4 separate regions of the Mus musculus genome follow, and regions 2, 3 and 4 are each linked to region 1. The links are chromatin loops, found by intact Hi-C in ENCODE. Cell type or tissue: heart. All regions are shown on one strand. Region 1 overlaps Cdk8 (cyclin-dependent kinase 8). Region 2 holds the start of Cdk8 (cyclin-dependent kinase 8). Region 3 overlaps Rnf6 (ring finger protein (C3H2C3 type) 6). Region 4 holds the start of Rnf6 (ring finger protein (C3H2C3 type) 6).

The links. A loop is a pair of places that touch in the nucleus more often than their neighbours do. Peaks named below come from ENCODE experiments on the same cell type or tissue, not always from the same donor. Only the 100,000 strongest peaks of a DNase experiment are listed, where the experiment ranks them.
Region 2: a loop joins it to region 1, with 2.4 times the contacts of the local background. A loop is called at or near these places in 14 of 42 quality-filtered maps.
Region 3: a loop joins it to region 1, with 2.7 times the contacts of the local background. A loop is called at or near these places in 4 of 42 quality-filtered maps.
Region 4: a loop joins it to region 1, with 2.2 times the contacts of the local background. A loop is called at or near these places in 15 of 42 quality-filtered maps.

The regions. Positions count from the first base shown.
Region 1 is chr5:146,285,431-146,290,430 of GRCm38, forward strand. It overlaps Cdk8 (cyclin-dependent kinase 8), which reads left to right. Exons shown (of 13, transcript NM_153599.4): 6 at 678-809. Among named protein-coding and RNA genes, the nearest start is that of Gm52832, 18 kb to the right of the region's middle. In heart, no CTCF peak of the experiment used is centred here; a DNase peak (open chromatin) is centred at 2,721.
Region 2 is chr5:146,228,069-146,233,068 of GRCm38, forward strand. Cdk8 (cyclin-dependent kinase 8) reads left to right here and starts at 3,182. Exons shown (of 13, transcript NM_153599.4): 1 at 3,182-3,752. The coding sequence starts at 3,625. It overlaps Gm38745 (a long non-coding RNA gene), which reads left to right. Exons shown (of 2, transcript XR_868694.1): 2 at 1-967. In heart, no CTCF peak of the experiment used is centred here; a DNase peak (open chromatin) is centred at 3,023; H3K4me3 peaks cover 2,760 bases; H3K27ac peaks cover 2,276 bases.
Region 3 is chr5:146,205,030-146,210,029 of GRCm38, forward strand. It overlaps Rnf6 (ring finger protein (C3H2C3 type) 6), which reads right to left. Exons shown (of 5, transcript NM_028774.3): 5 at 4,164-5,000. Among named protein-coding and RNA genes, the nearest start is that of Rnf6, 14 kb to the right of the region's middle. In heart, no CTCF peak of the experiment used is centred here; no DNase peak of the experiment used is centred here.
Region 4 is chr5:146,218,335-146,223,334 of GRCm38, forward strand. It overlaps Rnf6 (ring finger protein (C3H2C3 type) 6), which reads right to left and starts at 3,123. Exons shown (of 5, transcript NM_028774.3): 1 at 2,886-3,123; 2 at 2,068-2,150. In heart, a CTCF peak has its summit at 3,080; DNase peaks (open chromatin) are centred at 2,697 and 3,007; H3K4me3 peaks cover 1,826 bases; H3K27ac peaks cover 1,466 bases.

The sequences.
Region 1 (5,000 bases):
TAGAATTAAATTTTCCAGATGGTCTTGAATCTTGACATCTCCCAGTGGGTGGTAAACGTGGGTCATCCTGTATTTGTGTGCAGTGACTGCGTGTGAAGCCGTACAGAGATGAAGCCTCTAAGACTATGGATTAGCAGTACAAAGTTCGTAACCAAGTAGTTTGATGGCGTGGTACTGGTGCCAAGAACTCTCCAGTGCCATCTTGGAGACCTAGTTTTGTGGGTTTTGTTGTTGTTGTTGCTGTTTTTGGACTTCAGTCTCATGTGAAGAAGCACAGAAGTGAAATAAATCGCCTTTCAACTTAAAAAGTACAACGATTCTTTTAAGTTAGTGAAACTCCGGCCAAGTAAGTGAGGGAATAGTATTCAAGTTCTCTGTAGTCACCCTGATGACCACTGTGAGCAGGCCTGCTGATGCACAGCGGAGAGTACTGAGTACTGAGAGGTGAAGCACAGCTCAGTGTCAGGCTGTGCCTCTGAACCAGGTCTGCCCTGCCCGGGGAGAGCTGAGGAGCTGATCTCCGGTGCTTCTACATTTCAGTCCGTCAAAGTGCGGAACTTTATCCTCCTACCCCGGCCGGCCGGCTCTGCACACGTTCTTGATGACAACACTGGTAAATGAGACTGCATATGCAAAGTAAACTGTTGACTGATGTGGTTTTGTTGTTGTTTTCACAGCTGACATGGGCTTTGCCCGATTATTTAATTCACCTTTGAAGCCTTTAGCAGATTTGGATCCAGTGGTTGTAACATTCTGGTACCGAGCTCCAGAATTACTCCTCGGAGCGCGACATTATACCAAAGCAATTGGTGAGTAGGACTAGTTAAAATTACAGGGCTTTAAAATATTTTTCTGTGAAAGAGACATTTTTGTACATGTTTAAATCAAGAATTAGAAAATTATAAAAACAAAACCCCAGAATTCACTATCCATATATACACATTAGTACCTGATAACATGAAATTGCACGTCTCTTTACAAAAGAGGTTCAGAATGTTTTCAGTTAAAAAAAATTAGTTTTATATGAAAAGAGAAAACTAAAAATTTTCAGTTCTACGACTTTATACAAACGTTCTTTCTGTCACCAAAGAAATGCTAACGTCTAGGCAATATCTCAGAAACTAAAGAGAGAAAACATGTAAACTTGAGCAGTTAAGACTTATTCAAAGTTAGGAGCAAGGCACTCCTGCTTCCTCACGTCCCGTTGTCAGCTGTGTTAGTGACGTCACAGTGCGGGCCGCTCTTTCTCAGGTCCTCTGGTGGCTGCCATTCAGGTTGTCGGTAGCTCACTCACTCACATGGTGCAGCAAATGAAGCTCTCACCCGAAGCCTTTTCTGCAACTTCCCCATGATTGACATCTCTTCTGCCTCACATTAATAAGGTGACCCTTACTGTAATCCTCTCCTTTTATGTTGATGACCTAGAGGCTGGCAGCCGCTTCTCCTGTGACAGGTAACCCCACCCTACCCTTCCAACATTTTCCTTTTTAGTCTTCTAGGCTGTTGTGCTTTCTGCATCCCATGATTGTGTCTTAGTTTTTCCTCCTGTGGCTGTCTTTGGAAGAGCATCTTATTGTCTGTAGCATTTCTGGGAAAGACCTTTATTTACTAGGTGGTTTACAGTTGTGCTCTGATACTTCTTTGCCTTTAGGTAGCAGTGTGGTTAATTCGCTCTCAGATCCATCTTCTCAGGTCACCATGGGTCACGTAAGCTTGTCCCTTTCTGAGAACGAATGCTACTGATTTCTCATTTGCACGTCTTAGAGTGATTTTTACACAGTCATTCAGCCCCTATCTGCTGTCTCTGGACAATTCTTAAGGTATCTGGTTCTTTGATCTCCCCGCGGAGTCTCCCTGTCCTTTCTTGTGGGATGTGCTGCTGAGATGCTGGGCCTCGTGGGGTTTTCCACTGCGCTTTTTCTTTGATGCCTTTCTGACTTCCTTAGGAGCTCCTTTAACCATGACTTTTGCTTTATGCAGAGAAAAGCTTTGCTAATGTCTTGGAAAACAAGGATTCCAGTGCACTTGTCATGCTTGTCTGCATGTCCATCTTGGGGGCTCAATCGTGGACGGACTGAGGGGCACACTGTAGGTGTACAGACATGCTCTTGTTTCATCTTGGTCACCATCCCTGAAAGGATCTACCCTCGGATGGAGAGGTTGCCAGTGAAGCACCTATCTCGTCTGTGAGGTGCCTTCCATGGCCTCTCTGGGTGTCTTGAAGCTCAGACCCACGTTCTTACCATAGTGAGGAAGCTTCTTGCCACGATTCCGGCAGGCCGCCCTTCTTGCTTTGAAAGTCCGAGAGCTGCTGTTAGTAAACACTCTCAGCCTCAATGCCAGCCGTCTCCCTGGCAACCTGAGGAGAGAACCTGTGCTTTCTTCTCTCTCAGCTCTGTTTCCATTTGCGCCATTTCTCATCTGTGTTGTAAGGTCCCTTAATTACTTAGGTGACCCCTAGTTTCTCTATTTGTATTTAAGAATTAAGTTACCAGAGCCACCTGGGAACTCTGTGTTGGATCATGGAATATGCAGATTGCTGATCACACTTTGAAGTTCTCTAACAGTCAGCTGTCATCCCCAGGGAGAGCCAGGTGCCTTAATGGGGCAGTCTGTGTTCTGAGGCCAGTCAGATGTGAGAGTCGCCTGACTTTTGGCCCAGTTGTTCTATATCAAACAGCTGAGAGCATTGGTAGAAAATGGGAAGGGCCAGCTAGATGTTGAAACAATAGTCCTTCCTGGTTTGGCATGTTCGTCCGCAGTGTTGTAGGACAGTGCTGCTCAGGCACCGTGCCATAGACTGCGGCCTTTTATGCATTGTTCCATCTGCCTTCCATGGACCGGAAACGTTTGCAGCATCTGTGTAGAGCTCGTCTTTACAGCAACTCTCTCTCCTTTTCATTCAGACTTTAGTCAGAATCCTGCCTCCTCACAGAGCTTCCTGGAGGAAGGCGTCTGTGCTGATGCCATCTGGGGTAATCTTGCTTCCTCCCCAACATCACAGCCTTGCCTCGTGTGCAGTGCTCCAAGCGATCCAGAGCCCAGCATACTGAACTCGCCTTCCTGCCGCTCCCCACAGCCCGCTAATGCCTAGTCCCCGTTGGCAGGTGAAACTGGACTGTCTAAAGCTAGGCATTCGAATTTATTCAAGACTTTGCTCATATGTCTGCGAAGCCTTTTCCATTCTCCAGATAGGAACGACAGGATGCTTGCTGTCATCCTCTGAGTTAATCTTGAATCCATCCTGGGTTTTCACTTGGCAAAAACTTTATGTTCACTAATGTTCTTATCTGCTTTGAGATTACATTTTATTTCATAGAAAGAAATTATAAGTCAGATATGAAAAATCTCTTGACAGCTTTGTATAAATCTAAAATTATTACAAAATATTAACTTTTTAAAAATCAGGCTCTTCTTCTCCTCTTTCTCTGTGTGTACACTCTTTCTTTCTGTTCCCTTTTCTTGCCACCCATGATGACCCGCCCTGACCTCAGTTCTTGGGGCCAATAAACTTACCTGAGAGCAGCTTCCTAATAAACCTTCCATACTTACATACATACATAATCATATATACGTACATATATACATACATATATACACACATACATGCATACATATATATATACATATATACTGTTTCTGAATATGTGCTGCTACCTAAACACATTTGAATATTTTTTCAAAAATACTCTTAAACAAATTGAAGATGGCTTTCTCAGTTAATACGATTGTTATTTTTTATTATCAAAGAATTTAATATTTCAGAGCATTGTTACTTTTGGTAAGATCTTAGCAGACTGTATAGTTAGTGGAGTGATTATGAAATTAGCCCATGCTCTGAGCACCTGAGACTGTGTTCCTCACTGTCTACAGTCCAGCAGCTTTAATCCTCCATCTGACACGGGAGAGTGCAGGGTTAACTTTGTAATTATCTCTCTCCTTCTACCTCATGAATACATAAACAGGGGGCTAGTGTAATAACTTTAATATGAAGTCAAAATCTGGTCCTTGTTCCTAAGAGTTTAAAATCTGCATGAGAGGACAGCAGGGACACAAGCACAGAATGACGTGGTCAGTTTCTGCTCACTGCTGACAGGTCCCTAGTCCCCAGGAACTGTGCTCACACCTGACAGGCCCCCTGGTTCACAGGAACTGTGTGCTCACTGCTGACAGGTCCCCTAGTCCCCAGGAACTGTGTGCTCACTGCTGACAGGTCCCCTAGTCCCCAGGAACTGTGTGCTCACTGCTGACAGGTCCCCTGGTCCCCAGGAACTGTGTGCTCACTGCTGACAGGTCCCCTGGTCCCCAGGAACTGTGTGCTCACTGCTGACAGGTCCCCTGGTCCCCAGGAACTGTGTGCTCACTGCTGACAGGTCCCCTAGTCTACAGGAACTGTTAACATAGGTACCTTTCTTAGCTGTTGTTTGTATCTGAGAGGTCATGAACTTGACATTTCAGTATTTTTAAATAAGAACAAGATAGTGTAAGAGGAAACCTTCAGCTCTAGTTTGTACCTGGTTCTCATTCCTGACTCTTATGTGAGTAGTCTTTGGGACTGGTAAAGCACTCAGATCCCCCACACCATTTAAAGGTTCCTGCTGAGAAGTCTGTCTAGCATTTGGACTTTGCTGTCTGGCAGCTGATGTGTGAGCAGCCAAGCTGCCCTTGGAGTTAGAGATCAAAGCACCTGGAGCACGTGCATGTGTGTCCCTCCCAGTGCCATTCAGAGGGGTCCGAGCTGGGTCAGCAGATCGGCTTCACTGCAGAGTGCGCGAAGGAAACGGCTGGCTTTGAAAAACTGCACCGGCCCATTCTCCACTGCAAACCCACTTCAGTGCTGTGGCCATTTTATCCATTTGGACTGCACTGGAAGCTGAATTATTAAACCAGAGAAAGAGAATAATGGGCTAGTGAGCATGTATGTTATCTAGGAGACAGAGTCCTGAGTGTCCTGGTTTTCAGTTATGTTTGTTTGGTGTTGGGAGGAAGCTGAAGGAGAG
Region 2 (5,000 bases), 57 kb before region 1:
AAAACCCACCAATCCTCACTCTGGAAATCTCTGTCCTGAGAAGCTCCGCCTCCTCAGAAACCCTATGTAAGCACTGTCCCTTGGTCAGGTCCCCGGCTATCCTCTCCCAGCAACACAAGGCAACCGCAACCGTCCCTGGGCTCATCCCTCCACATCCTGGAACCTCCAAAAAAATCTCTTTCATGAGAGTTTTCTGCCTGGAGTGACTCTCTCATTGGAAGAAGCCAGGAAGAAAAGAAGCAATGAAGAGAAGTGAAGAGAAGGAGCAGGGTTGAGGCTCCTCAGCTCACCCAAGGATACCCTTCCCCAAGAGCTGCAGCACCTCTGCTGAGGAGCCTTCCTCTCAGAGCTGTGTGGTTCCTGCGCTCCCGTGTCTCAGGTGCCCTTCTGCTGGCATGCCTTTCCCCCTTGGAGCTGTGTGGGTCCTAGGATACCCTCCCATTCTAGCAGAAACATTTACAAGGGTAACATGGGAAGTCTTGGTGGGAGGAACAGGAAGAGGGGAAGTAATGTAATTATAATCTCCAAAAAGAAAAGAAGACATACCTACCCTGCCAGGTTGTTCACAAAAGTGCACACCATTTTTGTTCGTTTGCTCAGCACTTGGCCATACCTGCTGGACCTTCATGTAAGTCTGTTGGCTCACAGGCGATTACACTAGATTCCTCCCAGGGACCTAACAGTAGCTTATGCCATCACCTACTGCCAGGTCTGGGCTACGTATAAAAGGACTACTCGACACCCCTGTTGTCTGTCTGTCTGTCTCTCTCTCTCTCTCTCTCTCTCTCTCTCTCTCTCTCTCTCTCTCTCCCTGTCCCCAAGTGTTCTTGGCTGGTCTCTCTCCCTATTCCTGCCCTTCTTTGTCCCCCCTTCTCTACCCTCACGGCTCTGCTCCCATCTGTCTGCCTCTACCCCTTTCTAGGTGCTCACCCCCTTCAATTCCCCCAAATAAACCTTCTTTATATCAGATTTGTTTCATGGCATGATTTCTCAGGGGGCATCATGGCATGGGCCTGCCAGGTACACCCCATCCCTCCGCCGTATTATATTTTATAACAAAGTCCTCCAGTATGGAAACATTATTCTTCCTCTTCTTTATTAATTAGTGCAGCTTTGTTGCAGGAAGTGTGACACTAGGGAGTGGGCTTTGAGGCAGCAGAAGCTCAATCTGGCCAATGTGTCACAGTCACTTCCTGCTACCTGCAGATCCAGATATAGAACTCTCAGCTACCTCTCCAGCACTATGTCTGCCTTAACTAAGACAGTACCCCCACATGTCTTAGCTCAGAACCCCTTGACAACATCAAGACTATGCTTTGTATTTCTTACGTCTTTTTTTTAAATGTACGTCCTTATTTTATGCAGTCATTTTGTGAATTTATTATTATTATTATTATTTTGGGTTTTTGAGACAGGGTTTCTCTGTGTAGCCCTGGCTGTCCTGGAACTCACTCTGTAGACCAGGCTGGCCTTGAACTCAGAAATCTGCCTGCCTCTGCCTCCCAAGTGCTGGGATTAAAGGCATGCGCCGCCACCACCACCTGGCTAAATTTATTTTTTAAAATAGAAATTTTCTTGTTATATTTTTATAACACATGAGCCTGTCTTTAAAAAAAATTATTTATTTACTTTGTGTGCGTGTGTGCGCGCGCGCCTCTGAGTGTATGTACACGCCACTCCACATGTATAGTGCTCACAACTCCCAGAAGTGTGTCAGCTCCCCTGGAACTAGAGCTACAGAGGATTCTGAGCCATCACCATGCGGGTGCTAGGAATCAAATCTGGGTCATTAGAGGGCATGTAAGGCCTATAGCAGACACATTCTTGCTTTACTATCAACGACCTATTTGATATTTCTGCCAATTTATCTGCCTGTGTGTATAAGCGTATTTTGTTTGTTTGTTTGTGTTTTCCGTGACAGGGTTTCTCTGTGTAGCCCTGGCTGTCGTGGAACTCACTCTGTAGACCAGGCTCGCCTCAAACTCAGAATCCTGCCTGCCTCTGCCTCCCAAGTGCTGGGATTAAAGGTGCGCGCCACCACGCCCGGCTATAAGCATTCTTGTGTATGCACAGATGTGTGCAAGTATAAGCATGAGTGCATACGTCTGGAGTCTAGAGGTTGATGTCTATCATGGAACCTTGAGAGCATACCATTTCAGTAAGGCTAGCCGGTCATCCTGCTGCAGAGATCCTGCCTTTTTTATTATTTATTTTATTTATTTATTTATTTATTTATTTTTTGTCTCCCTTGCTTTAGTATTACAGGCACACTTAAACATGTGTGGATTAAAAGCTTTTTTTTTTTCCTCTTTAAACAGGTGTCTTGGCTTTTTTGGTGGCAGACTGTTACCTGTAAGTTGATATAAATCTTTCCCTCGCCAAGTTATATGTGGACATGGTGTTTTATCACAGCAACAGAAATCAAATTACAACACGTGGCAAGCGTTCTAGCACTCTAACCCATCTCCCCAGTCCCCTTCACTAAGTTCCCCCCCCCACCGCCCCCCCCCCCCCCGTGGTATAAAGATGTCAAAGAAAGAAGAGAAATCTTAAATACAACCACGTAGTTTATTGTAGTATTTAGAAACAGGTTGAGGCTACGAAAGGAAAAACCTGGAGTCTTTGGGGTGGGGGTGGGGAGCAGTAATTGCCCTTTTCTAAATCCTGGAGTTCAGAAGTGACTTCAATACAAAATAACCGCCCCCCACCCCCCATCCCCCACGACCTAACAGGTGTCTTTTGCTAAGTTTATATGGGCTAAGTAAATTGGATTGTAGAGATGCGGCTTTGGGAAAAATAATCTCCATGCAGCAGAAACTCGTTGCGTGACGGACTACCAATCCCATCATGCAACGTTCTGAATTCGCGGCGTCGTGGTAAAGACTGCTTCTGCAGCCACCCGTGCACTTGAGCCTTGGAGTTTCTGGCCGCACTGGCGACTGGGTTAGTCCACGTGGTAAGTCTGTCAGCAGCTCCGCTCCGCGGCTGAGCGAGGCCCTTTCGCCTGCCGGCGTCAGAAGAGACGGCTGCCAGCTCCGGAGTCGCTCACAGGTGGGGCGGAGGCAGCGCGAGGCTTCGCGACGTTTTTACGACAGCGGCTGCCGTGTTCCGCGCTCGTCCTCTCTCTCCCTCCTCCTCCTCCTCGCCCTCCTCCTCCTCCTCCTTCTCCTCCTCCTCTCTCGGAGGAGCTACCGGCTGTTGTGTGGCGTCGCTGGTCTGTCCGGGCGGATGGCAGCCTGAGTGTTCGTGAGCGCGTGTGGGAGAAGGTGAGGCGCGGACGCGCGTGGGCGAGGAGCAGAGTCAGCCGTGGCCGCCCCGCGTCGCACCCGCAGCAGCACGCGCGGCCAACCGCGCGCGAGCCGGCGCCCCGGGAGCGCGGGGACAAGGGCGGACGCTGCTCCCCGCCCCCAGCGCGTCCCTCGGCTGTCGCGCGCCCGCGGGGACCGCCCGGCGCTCCCCTGGATGTCCCCGGCGCCCGCGCGGGGCCTCCTGCCGTCGCCTCGTGAGGCGGGCTGGTGCTGCGGCCGGCGGGTGTAGCTCGGGGGCTGCGGCTGCTGCGCGGCCCGGTCCCCACCGCGGCCCTCGGCCCCCCGCCCCAGCACCCCGGCCTTGGAGGCTGTGACAATGGACTATGACTTTAAAGTGAAGCTGAGCAGCGAGCGGGAGCGGGTCGAGGACCTGTTTGAATACGAGGGCTGCAAAGTTGGTCGAGGCACTTACGGGCACGTCTACAAGGCGAAGAGGAAAGATGGGTGAGTGTGGGTGTCGCTGCGGGTGTCCTCGAGGCTGGGAGGCAGGTGCCCGGCTCGGATGTCGGGGTCCCCACTTCCTCCAAGACTGCCTCTGTCCTGGCCAGCCTGCTTTGGGGAGGAAGTGGTGTCCCAGGAATCCAGACTCACAAGAAACCCTTCGTGCAAGAGGGAGACGGACCTTCTGTCTCGTGGGCAGTGTGTACCTTTTTTGCTTTTTCTTTTTTTGTGTGAATTTCTGTACAGAATAGTTTTCTTTTTTTTTAAAGAAGATGGTTATAAGATGCCCGTTTAAATAAATCTGTTCTTCTTTGGTTGATTTATCCGGTAACCTTTTGGGGACTAACTCATCTGGCTCTGGAGTGATATCCATCAGTCTGGAAGAGAAGCTCTGATCTTTTCCCCTTATCAGTTGTGATCAGTTGGTGGCCAAATTTGGATTTGATGGGAGAAAGAAGACATCGAGTAAATGTGGGTCTGTAGAGTTCCATGAAGGATCATCTGTAATGTAAATGTAGCAGTTGCTATTCAGGTATCATTAGCTGTGAGTTTTTATATAGAACAATGGGGATTTGGTGCAGAGTGGATGGTGTGTGGGGAAAAAAAGCAAGTGACAGATAGGGGCTATGTTGTGCAAGCTCTTAAAGCAGAATCTATCAGCTGCCAGTGAACTTTAATCCTTTTGCTTTAAATAGCCTCTTCTAGAAAGAAAAATCAAACCTATGGCTGGTGACACTCAGTTTTGCTTCATGGATTGAGTGAAGTGAACGGGCTCCATTCTCTTTCATCAGTAGATGATTGCGCTATGACATCGCCAGAAGGGAAAGGCCTTCTTAGTTTGGGAGAAAATATTTAATAATTTCCCATTTCCCTCTTGTACAAATAGATATTATCTCTGCCTTTGACACTAGGAAGTTATTGGGAAGATTATCATAGCTTATTATATAATTTTTTGTATTTATTAGAAACAGCTTTCTTTGAGCGTCTGTTATTTGGCTAGTTGCTACTTGACTGCTTGGGAAATGACTTTTTTCATTTTCACAGGAGTACATATTCAGAATTGCATTAGCACTGTAAACGAGACGGCTAAAGCTGGAGCGAGTTCTTTTTGAGGGAGCTTATTTATAAATACTTTCCGAGTCTGGATAATGGAAAAGGAAGTGTCTGTCTATTACACACTTCTCTTCGCTTTACTGGAACGCCTTCCTACTTTATGATAATTTCAGTGCTTTTGTGCAACTGTGAAACCGT
Region 3 (5,000 bases), 80 kb before region 1:
GGGGGGATGAGGGGGTACACACCAGTTGGGGGTGCGGTGGGGGGAATGCAAGGGTACACACCTTTAATCCCAGCATTTCAGAGGCAGAGGTGGATCTTTGAGGTCCAGGCCAGCCTGGTCTACATTGTGAGTTTCAGGACAAACCAGGCTATGGGAGACCCTACCCTCTAAGAAACAAAAAAAATAAAAGCACTAATACTTTGAGTATGATGTTCTTATTGTTGTGGTCCTAATCAAAATAGAGAAAAGTATTTTTAATTATACTTTCCCCCAATGGAGTCTAGAGATCAGGGACTTAGACATGAATGAGCTTCTAGGGATACACTTCCTAACTGAGGACAGGGGCCTTTTTGGTCATGTGCTCCTGATGACTGTAACTCTAGTTTTAGGGAATCCCGTGCCCTTCTCTGGCCTCTAAGGACTCCAGGAATGTACAAATACGTAGGCAAAACACTCATGCTATGCAAAAATAAAAATAAGTGTATCTTTAAAAATAAACGAGAGCTCTGCATGTTTGGATTATAGATTCGTGTTAACTATTTGTCTTAGTATTCTGCAGAAAGTATGCAGCTGGCTTGATCTAGTGCCTTGAGAGGCACGCCTCATTAGGTTTTTCAGGTTAGAGTCCATGGTTCCTGGGGCACTGTGTGCCTTTCAGTTCCCGAGAAAGCAAGGCACTCTCAGGCAGTGAAGCGATAAGGACACTTGAGTGTCTACACTCCCTACAAGTCAGTGAGGCATGCAGAAGCTTGGCGAAACAGCTAGGCTTAGACATTAACCTTGTGTACCCTGTGTAGCATAAACATCAGTGTATTCTGGCAACTCCCATTGTATTCTGTGTCTGGTAAGGGTAGAATAGGTCTAATTACTTGTAATAAACTTCTCTCAGCCTCAGTCTTGCTGAGACCCCCTCTCTGACCAGGCCTGGTTAACATTCCCTCTGACCATAATCAGGTAACCCTGGCTAGTGAGGAAGTCCTGGTGCATACAGTGTTCTAATGCCATGACCAAGGCAACGCTTATAGTAATAAAAGAAGGCATTTAGCTGGGGACTGGCTTATGATTTCAAAGGCTTAGTCTATTATCATCAAGGTGGGGAACATGGCAGCATGTAGGCATGCATGTGGGCTGTGCAGAAGTAGCTGAGAGTTACAACCAGATCCACAGGCAGCAGGAAGAGGAGGGGTGGGGCAGTGTGAGCTTTCAAAACCTTAAAGCCCACCTCCAGTGACAGATCTCCAACAAGGCCATATCACATCTACTCCAACCTAATCCTCCCAAAAGTCCACCCAACTGGGAACCAAGTATTCCAATGTGTGTGTCTATGGGGGTTATTCTCATTCAAACCACCACAATATTAACAGGAGAGTAACAAAACGGTCATCAAGGAAGGGTCACAACAATATTAGCTAACACAAGCAAAATCCAAAGACACAAGAAAATCCTAAAAGGATATAAATCTATGGAAGAGCAGTCGGGAAGCTTCAAATCTCAAAATATAGGAGTCTGCTGTAGCCTCCCCCAGCCTTAAGCAGGCTGGTTCAGACCTTGCTGCCACTGAGAATGAGACCACCTGGGGTGGTGCCTTCCAAACTAGATGGTTCTATTCTGTCACCTGCCCCTGCCTTTCTCCAAGACGCTATTACCTGCCGAGAGGCTGAACCTGCCTTCCTGAGAAATTCCTGAGACAGCAGGCAACCCAGCTATTGACACCTTCGGCCAACCTAGTGCTGCCAGCCTAATTGCTTACAGGCTGGCGGCAGGCATCAAGAGTGGATCCGGGGAGATGGGCTTTCCTCCTTTATAAGGACAGAATTTCAGTAAACATTGGGCCTTGATCAGAAATCTGTCTTGGTTTCATTTCTTCTCTTACTGCTCCCTCCCTTACAGCTCCGGCCTCCCACTCAGGAACGTGTGGCCGCAGGTGGTTACAGCCTAGTTTAGAGCCCCAGCCAATCACTTGCTTCTTTGTACATTAGATCCACAAAGGACACAATCATTACTAAATAGAAATTGTACATAGATACATAGCCTTTGGATACACCAGCTTTGTTTCCTGGGAAATGAATGGAAGTACTGTAGAAAACCCTCACGTTCTTCACTGCACTACGAACGTATCCAACTCCTTCAGCTTCACGATGACTTCCAGACAATACCTATCTTACTGTGTTTCAAGCAACTATTTGAACCACTTTCTAATGCTATTAAAAACTATCCCATCATATCCTGAAGAAGATTTAAGTCAAGCTGGGTGTTATGAGGGCATGTCAGCAATCCTGGTACCTATGAGGCTGATACAGATGGACTATGAAGATAAAACCAAATTAACTTACAAAGGGAGACCTTCTTTCAAAATCAACAAAAACCAAGTCTAACAAAATATCAGTTTTGTTTTGCTTTGTTTTGTTTTTCTTTTTGAAGTGTCTGCCTAGTGGCTGATATTTTTCTTTTTTGGGGGAGAGGGGGTGGTTCAAGACATGGTTTCTTTGTATATAGTCCTGGCTGTCCTGGAACAAGTTCTGTAGACCAGGCTGGCCTGGATCACTGAGATCCGCCTGCCTCTGCCTCCCAAGTGCTGGGATTAAAGGTGTGCGCCACCACTGCCCAGCTTCTTTCTCTTTACCCCTAGGCTCACTTCTTTATTTGTTCTCACTATTCCCTCAACTGAGAGAGAGGCGGTAAAACTTCCACATCCCACAGAAGCAGCAAATGCCGGATTTCCATTCTGCTCAGAGAGAGGACACACCGAATGTATGTGTGAGCTCAAGGAGACTTTGTCCAAGGTATCTGACCTGGTTTCCCTGTATCTGTGTGTGCCTTCATCCACTCAGGTGGTGCCTGGTTCTGGAATCTGACACCAATGTCTTTCTGGGGAACGAGAAAGAACGTCTTCTTTAGCCTGTAACTAAGGAGCTGAACTGACAAAATGAAGGCATGTGGTTTGATAGCTTTTGAGTATTTGTGCACAGGATGTAGAGGCCAGTAGTCAACTGAGTGCCTTCTTCAATTACTCTCTGCTTTATTTTTGAGACAGGATCTCTCAATGAACCAATCTGGTCAGAATGGGTGGCAGTAAGCCCCAGGATCTGTCTGTCTCTGTCCCCCTAGCTCTAGGAGTGTAGGCGTGCACTACTTACTGCACCCAGCTTTTACATGGGTGCTTGGGACTGCACTCACTCCTCATGGTCTCCTGGTACGCAGCTGACTGACTGAGCCATCTCCACAGCCCTGACTCCTTAACAGCTCCTTCACTGGTTTGCTGCCACGTCTCTCCATTCTGCTGTGGCCTGTATGAGGTACTAGAGCAATCTTCCTTAAACATTAAAAATTATCCTTGCCGGGCAGTGGTGGTGCACGCCTTTAACCCCAGCACTCGGGAGGCAGAGGCAGATGGATTTCTGAGTTCGAGGCCAGCCTGGTCTACAGAGTGAGTTCCAGGACAGCCTGGGCTACACAGAGAAACCGAAACTCAAAAAAAAACAAAAAAACAAAAAACCTCATTAAGGGATAATCGTCGTCATCTAACAGCTACAGAATGACATGGTCATCTGATAGAGAAAGGTCTTCAAACCAGGTCCAAATCAACCTTCCTGAAATCATGAGAAACCTACAAAAGTTATTTACCCTAAACTCCTAACTTTTACAGAAAAAAAGTTTTTTTGTCTTTTTTGGTTTTTCGAGACAGGGTTTCTCTGTATAGCCCTGGCTGTCCTGGAACTCAGAAATCTGCCTGCCTCTGCCTCCCGAGTGCTGGGATCAAAGGCGTGCACCACCATGCCCAGCTCAGAAATCTTTCCCTTTGGTGAATGCACCCTGTGCTATTATTTCTAGGCATGTGACTACCCTTAAGAACTGACTGAAAGAAAAGCTAAATATGGAGGCATTTCTAAACTTCTCAGGATTTGACATGGGATGTTTTCCCGTGAGCTGCCTAAGTGGTACTATCACACACACGAATGAGACCTGGTCACATATTCATAAGCAAACATCAAAGTGAAAATTGGTTTGTTCCTTCTAAGAGTAGATGTCTTTTTCATGAAGACAGGGACTTGATCTGCTGTCACCTAGTGAACCCTGCCACCACACTAGCCACCTAGTGTGGAGTAAGTATTTGGAGATGAGTAAGCCACAGTGGACAGAGAGAAATAAGTTTGCACACAGTCTTTAGTGTTTACTGGTAGAAATAGACTTTAATGCATACTTTGTGTTTATATAAACTCTATGTTCTTTTAAAGGCTTTTATTTGGAGCTTTTGGGCATCCAAATTTACATATTTTCTATGCATTTCACTACTTTATAGACTTTAAAGTATTTTAGATTTTAAAACTAACTTTGAAAAATCAAGCATGCTGTAAACCCTACCTAACCCCAAGAAGTATTTGTACTTCTAAAAAAAAAAAATCACAAAAAAGACGAACTTAAAACTACCTGTCATAAAATTTCCACATTCCATGAATAAAGAAATACTAGGTTCATTATTGTATGTCGCTCGCTCTCTATTAAGTCAGATTGTCAGACACGCTTCAGTAAACAATCTCTATCTTAAAACTGTATCTTAATTCACTTCCTCGTGGAGATGATCTTGTCACTGTTTACACTGTACCATATGCAGTCTAAGCCCCGAAGCTTAAGTCTCAAGCTTAGAGTTTTTAGCCTGGATATGTTCCCACAGTTACATACCTGCATACACACATAGAGTGTGCCACAAGTTAAATTATCATTTCAAGTAACTTAAGTCTATCTAGCAGACATTCACCCTAACAGTCTACAAAGACCAGACAGTAGTGTCTAAACAAAGCACTGAGCTCAAACTGGAAAATCCCAGCCATCCCTACTGCAGTATTAGGAGAAAGACTCAAGATCCCTAACATACAAAAGTGCTTAGCATGACAAAATTACCAAAATAAAAACATTTTAAAGGTTATTTGGTTCTAGCAATATTAACTATTCTTTACTTTTGGATAATTTAACATCTGCATTTTAAATTTTTTTATATAAAC
Region 4 (5,000 bases), 67 kb before region 1:
TCTCCTCACCAAGGCAGAAAGTCTGCTTCGAGGATAGCACTCAAATGTAGCCCCCACAACCAGAAACTCCCGAGGCTAACCATTCCACACTGAAGGATGGCCTGATACAGACAGCCAGAGCTCTTGTGTGTTTTCTCAATCCTCAGAGCCATGCACAGTGTGTTGTTTCCTGTTGGTTTTCAGTCTCAGAGACATCAACTTTGAGTCTTCAGTAGACACAGTAGGCAAAAATTATTTTCATCTCAATAAATTGCAGTGAGACAGTGGTGGTCATTTTCTATTCACCATCTTTTCTGGAAGGAGTACAGGACATCATCATCTACAAAGACGGTAGACTGTACTCCTAACTATCCTGGGATGCACAATGGAGCCCTCTGTACATCACAAAGACAGTGGGCTGTACTCCTAACTGTCCCAGGATGCACGAGGGAGCCCTCTGTACATCAAGAACATGTATTATTCAAGCCTAAAATTTTAACATGATGAATGCTTTTAGACACAATTTCGAGAGACAAAGATAAATTTTAAGAAGATGATCAATTTAATACTCAGATATGAGATATATGTGTTGAATTGTGTCTGACTTGGTGATAACTTTTAAAGCAAAGGCCTAGACCTACTAGCTCCTAAAAGTTGTTTTGTTGTTGTTTATATGTTGAGTTCTTTATTGTAAGACTTGACACATGCATTTGACTAGTGGATGCATTTAAAATAAATAAATAAATAAAGCCAGGCGGAGGTGGCACACGTCTTTAATCCCAGTACTTGAGAGGCAGATTTCTGAGTTCGAGGCCAGCCTAGTCTACAGAGTGAGTTCCAGGACAGCCAGGGATACACAGAGAAACCCTGTCCTGAAAAGCCAAAAATAAATAAATAAATGAATAAAATAAAATAAATAAATAAACTAGGCAGGCGGGTGGTAGCGCACACCTTTAATTCCAGCATTCAGGAAGCAGACGCAGGAGAATCCTGAGTCCAAGACCAGTCTGGTCTACAGTGAAACCTTGTCTGCAAAACCAAAAACCAAATAAAAAATGCAAACAAACAAAAACAAACAACCCTCCTAATTTTAAAATGCAATGCTAGTTAGTTGTCTTAGGGTTTCTATTCCTCCGATGAAACACCACAACCAAAAACCAAGTTGGGGAGGAAAGGGTTTATTTACACTCCCATCACTGGAAGAAGTCAGGACAGGAACTCAAACAGGGCAAGAACTTGGAGGGAGGAGCTGATACAGAGGCCATGGAGGGGTGCTGATTACTGGCTTGCTCTGCCTGTTTTCTTATAGAACTCAAGGCTACCTGCCCAGGGAAGCACCACTTACAGATAGTGGCTGGGCCACTAACTGAGAAAATGCCTTACAGCTGGATCTCATGGAGGCATTTCCTCAACTGAGGCTCTTTTCTCTGTGATGACTCTGGCTTGTGTCAAGTTAACACACAAAACCAACCACTAAACTAGGTGTAGTAACACATGTCTTCATTCCTAGCACTCAGGAGAGAGGCAGACTAATCTCTGTGTGCTCCAGAGCAGCCTGGTCTACAGAGTGAATTCTAGAACATTCAAGAATGTGTGTGTGTGTGCGCGCACACACACACACACACACACACACATATGAGACCCCTTGGGGGGAGCAAGATTCACTCAGATGTTAATTTAATTAATAATATCAAAAAGTAAAGGATTTCCATTTGCACTGCAATCAGTAACTATTAGCAAAGTGCATTTTTGGTGGTCACAGCAGAAACTTGGTTTTTTTTTTTTGGGTGGGGGGGGTGTTTCGAGACAGGGTTTCTCTGTATATCCCTGGCTGTCCTGGAACACACTCTGTAGACCAGGCTGGCCTCGAACTCAGAAATCCGCCTGCTTCTGCCTCCCAAGTGCTGGGATTAAAGGCGTGCACCACCACGCCCAGCTTAGAAACTTGATTTTTGAAACAGATGTTTAATAAGTGGAAATCTAATGACAAAAAAAGTCAAGTTCTTTAAAATATTAAAAAACCAGAGATCTTCTCCTCCAAGGCAATATTCTTGGATTAACTAAGCATAAGTAAGGCAAAATGAATACCTTATTTTCCTTTGAACATTCTTCTAACAGATGAGACTGTATCCATGCTTCTGATGTTTGTGCCTCTTTTGAGAGCTGCTCATCTGAATAAAAACAAAAGTTGTATTATTCAGCAAACTGCCTCTTTGAAGTCCCGGAACACCCAGTAGTCTCCCGACTCCTCTGCAAAGCCAGAGCTAAATTCTCCAGAAGGTTCTGTTATACCATCATCTAGGTAATTAGAGACTCATACAATTAGATAACAAAAAAAAAAAAAAAACCTCCCAGAAGGTCTCTCCTCCTACACTGTCACCGCTCCGAGGATTGCGCCTCCTCCTTTCTCAAAGGCCTTCGTACCGTATCACGTTCCCATCTGGGTGTAGCTAGGGTTAGGTGAGGAAGTTAGTTTAGTTCTAAGCCTTCACTTCGTTGTCAACCGCCCCCACCATCCCGCTACTGGTTCTTTTCCTTATCCTGTTAATCGAGGCCCCCGACTAGGGTTAAGATGAAGTCCCTACTCCAGTAAACGAACTGGACTCAGGAACCCGACCAATCTCACCTCAATCTAGCCTCAAGTAACGCTTCCCCTGCGACCTGGATTTGGCTTTGGGGCCGGCCAATCAGCAACTAGCAAAGCTCAACCAGCAAGCAATAAGCCAATCGGATAAGAGGTAAGTGTCTCTCCCCTCGGAACCCCGCCCCCTAGCACGTCCTCCTCTCCGAGGCGTCTCCCGGAAGTAGTAGTGAGACTCACCAAATGACCCTTCCCCCGCCCCGTGTACCCAACGCCCCCTCCCCCCGACCCCACCTCCAGCGCGATGACCCGCGGTTGTTCTCACCGAGGCGGCGAGGGGGCGGAAGGTTCTTGGCCGAGCCTTCGAAGGCCGCTACGCCCTCTAATCTTCCCCTGAGGCGCGAAGCTCAGAGTCTGTGTTGCTGCTCGGAGTCGACCTGGCGGAGAGAAAGCTAAGAGAGGAGCGTCCGATCTCCGGCCTTCTCGCACCGCCTCGGAGAACTAAGACTGGCCACCGTCTGCAGCGACCCTGCCGGTGCGTCTGGAAACGGCGCTCCCCGGAAGCCGAGCCGCGGCGCCCGAGTTCCGCATCTGCTGTGCGCAGGTCCGGCTGTCGCGGGCTCGGGTCAAGGCACTCAGAGCCCGTGGCGGCTTCAGGACCGAAGGCGGAGGCGCCTTTCCACCCTTTGGAAATGCCAGCTCCTCTTCTCGTATTTCAGTGTCCTTTGACGAAGTCTGGAGAAAAACGCATCTGTCAAGCTGTTCGTTGCTCATTACTACCCGGGTTAACTACCCAGTTTGAAATTTTCCCTTAGTGTAGTTCACTGGGATGAGGAAACTAAATATCAAGTGCTTGTGATGAGAAAGCACTTCGAAGCTCCCAATATTAACCATTCACGTTCTTTCTCTCCCGCTATCCCTTGTCTAATTTCTTTTTTCATTATATGACACCAGATTTACCCAACCATTTCTTGTGGTCCTGGTAGGGCCCTTTCCTGACACCCCCATCAGCCAAATGGCTTAATCAGTTTAATACGCGCATACTGCTGTGATTCATAACTCTTTCCTCCCTTCTTTCATTATTGAGTGACTTTGTTTTGTTTTGAGACGGGGGCTCATATAGCCCAGGCAGGCCTTTAGCTGGTGAGCTTCTTGCCCTTCTTAGGGATGTGCTACCATGTTTGCTGGGTGCTTTGTTACCATGATGTAGCAAGCCTTAGCATCAATGAAACTACTAGAGTAAAAGGTGATACTGTCTATCAGGAGGATTCCCCTCCTCTCTCCCCATCTGTTTAATATTTAAAACATAGGAGAGTGTTACAGATTTCTCCTGTAGAAAAGTGACCCCAATTGGGGAGACCAATGGCTTTAAAGTGGGTTGGGTCTTATTTAGGGTGTCCTGCTTGGTGATTATTTTCTCTCCCTTTGAATATTGATCCAAACTGTCTATATGTCCTTTTATGTTGTTGTTCTGAGGATAAGACTTTCCTTTGAGTTTCCTTCTGGAAGTAAGGTTATTGTTGGAGTTCCTTTCCCCAACTTCATCAGGGAGCTATGTGATGGAGACAGTGGTGGGTGTATGTCTCTGTGTAGCCTGACTTTGTTTTTTTTCTAGTATCCAATTGCTTCATGATTCTCTAAAGCTTTCTTTGTATAGCTCTATTTGGGATTGTGGTGGTTTGAATAGGAATGGTCCCCGTAGATCCATGTGTTTGAATGCTTGGCCATAGTGAGTGGCACTATTAGGAGGTGTGGCTTTGTTAGAGGAAGTGTGTCACTGTGGAGGCAAGGCTTTGAGGTTTTAGATGCTCAAGCTACAGCCAGTGTGAAACATATTCAGTCTCCTCCTTGCTGTCTGTGTATGGATTAAGATGTAGAGCTCTCAGCTCCTTCTCTAGTACCATTATCTCCTGCACACTGCTATGCTTCCCACCATGATGCTAATGGACTAAACTTCTACAACTATAAGCCAGCCCCAATGAAATGCTTTCCTTTACAAGAGTTGCCTTGGTCATGGTGTCTCTTTACAACAATAGAAACTTTGACTAAGATGGGGAGATGTCTATTTTTTTTCTTACTCTGACTATGTCTTTCAGAGGCACACATCAAGCCAGCCCTCTCATCTCTCACCTTACCTTGAAGTCCCTTCCATTTCTTTTTAATACTGGAAGTGGGACTTGTGAACAGACGTTCCCCCCTCCCCTCCAGGGACATGTTAAACACTCTACAAGGCAGATTGGTTAAAAGTTCCATGATTGTGTTACAAGTCAAAGCCAAATAACCCTGGGATATCTCTCGCCATGTCCCCCCACAATAACCACTTATCACCCATGTCTGTGTGTAACCTAACGTCCTTGTGACTAGCAGGTTAGGCCTTATGGAAAGTCCCTTAGCTTCCACCAACTCAAAATAATCTAAGCAGATAGCATCTGTGGCCAGT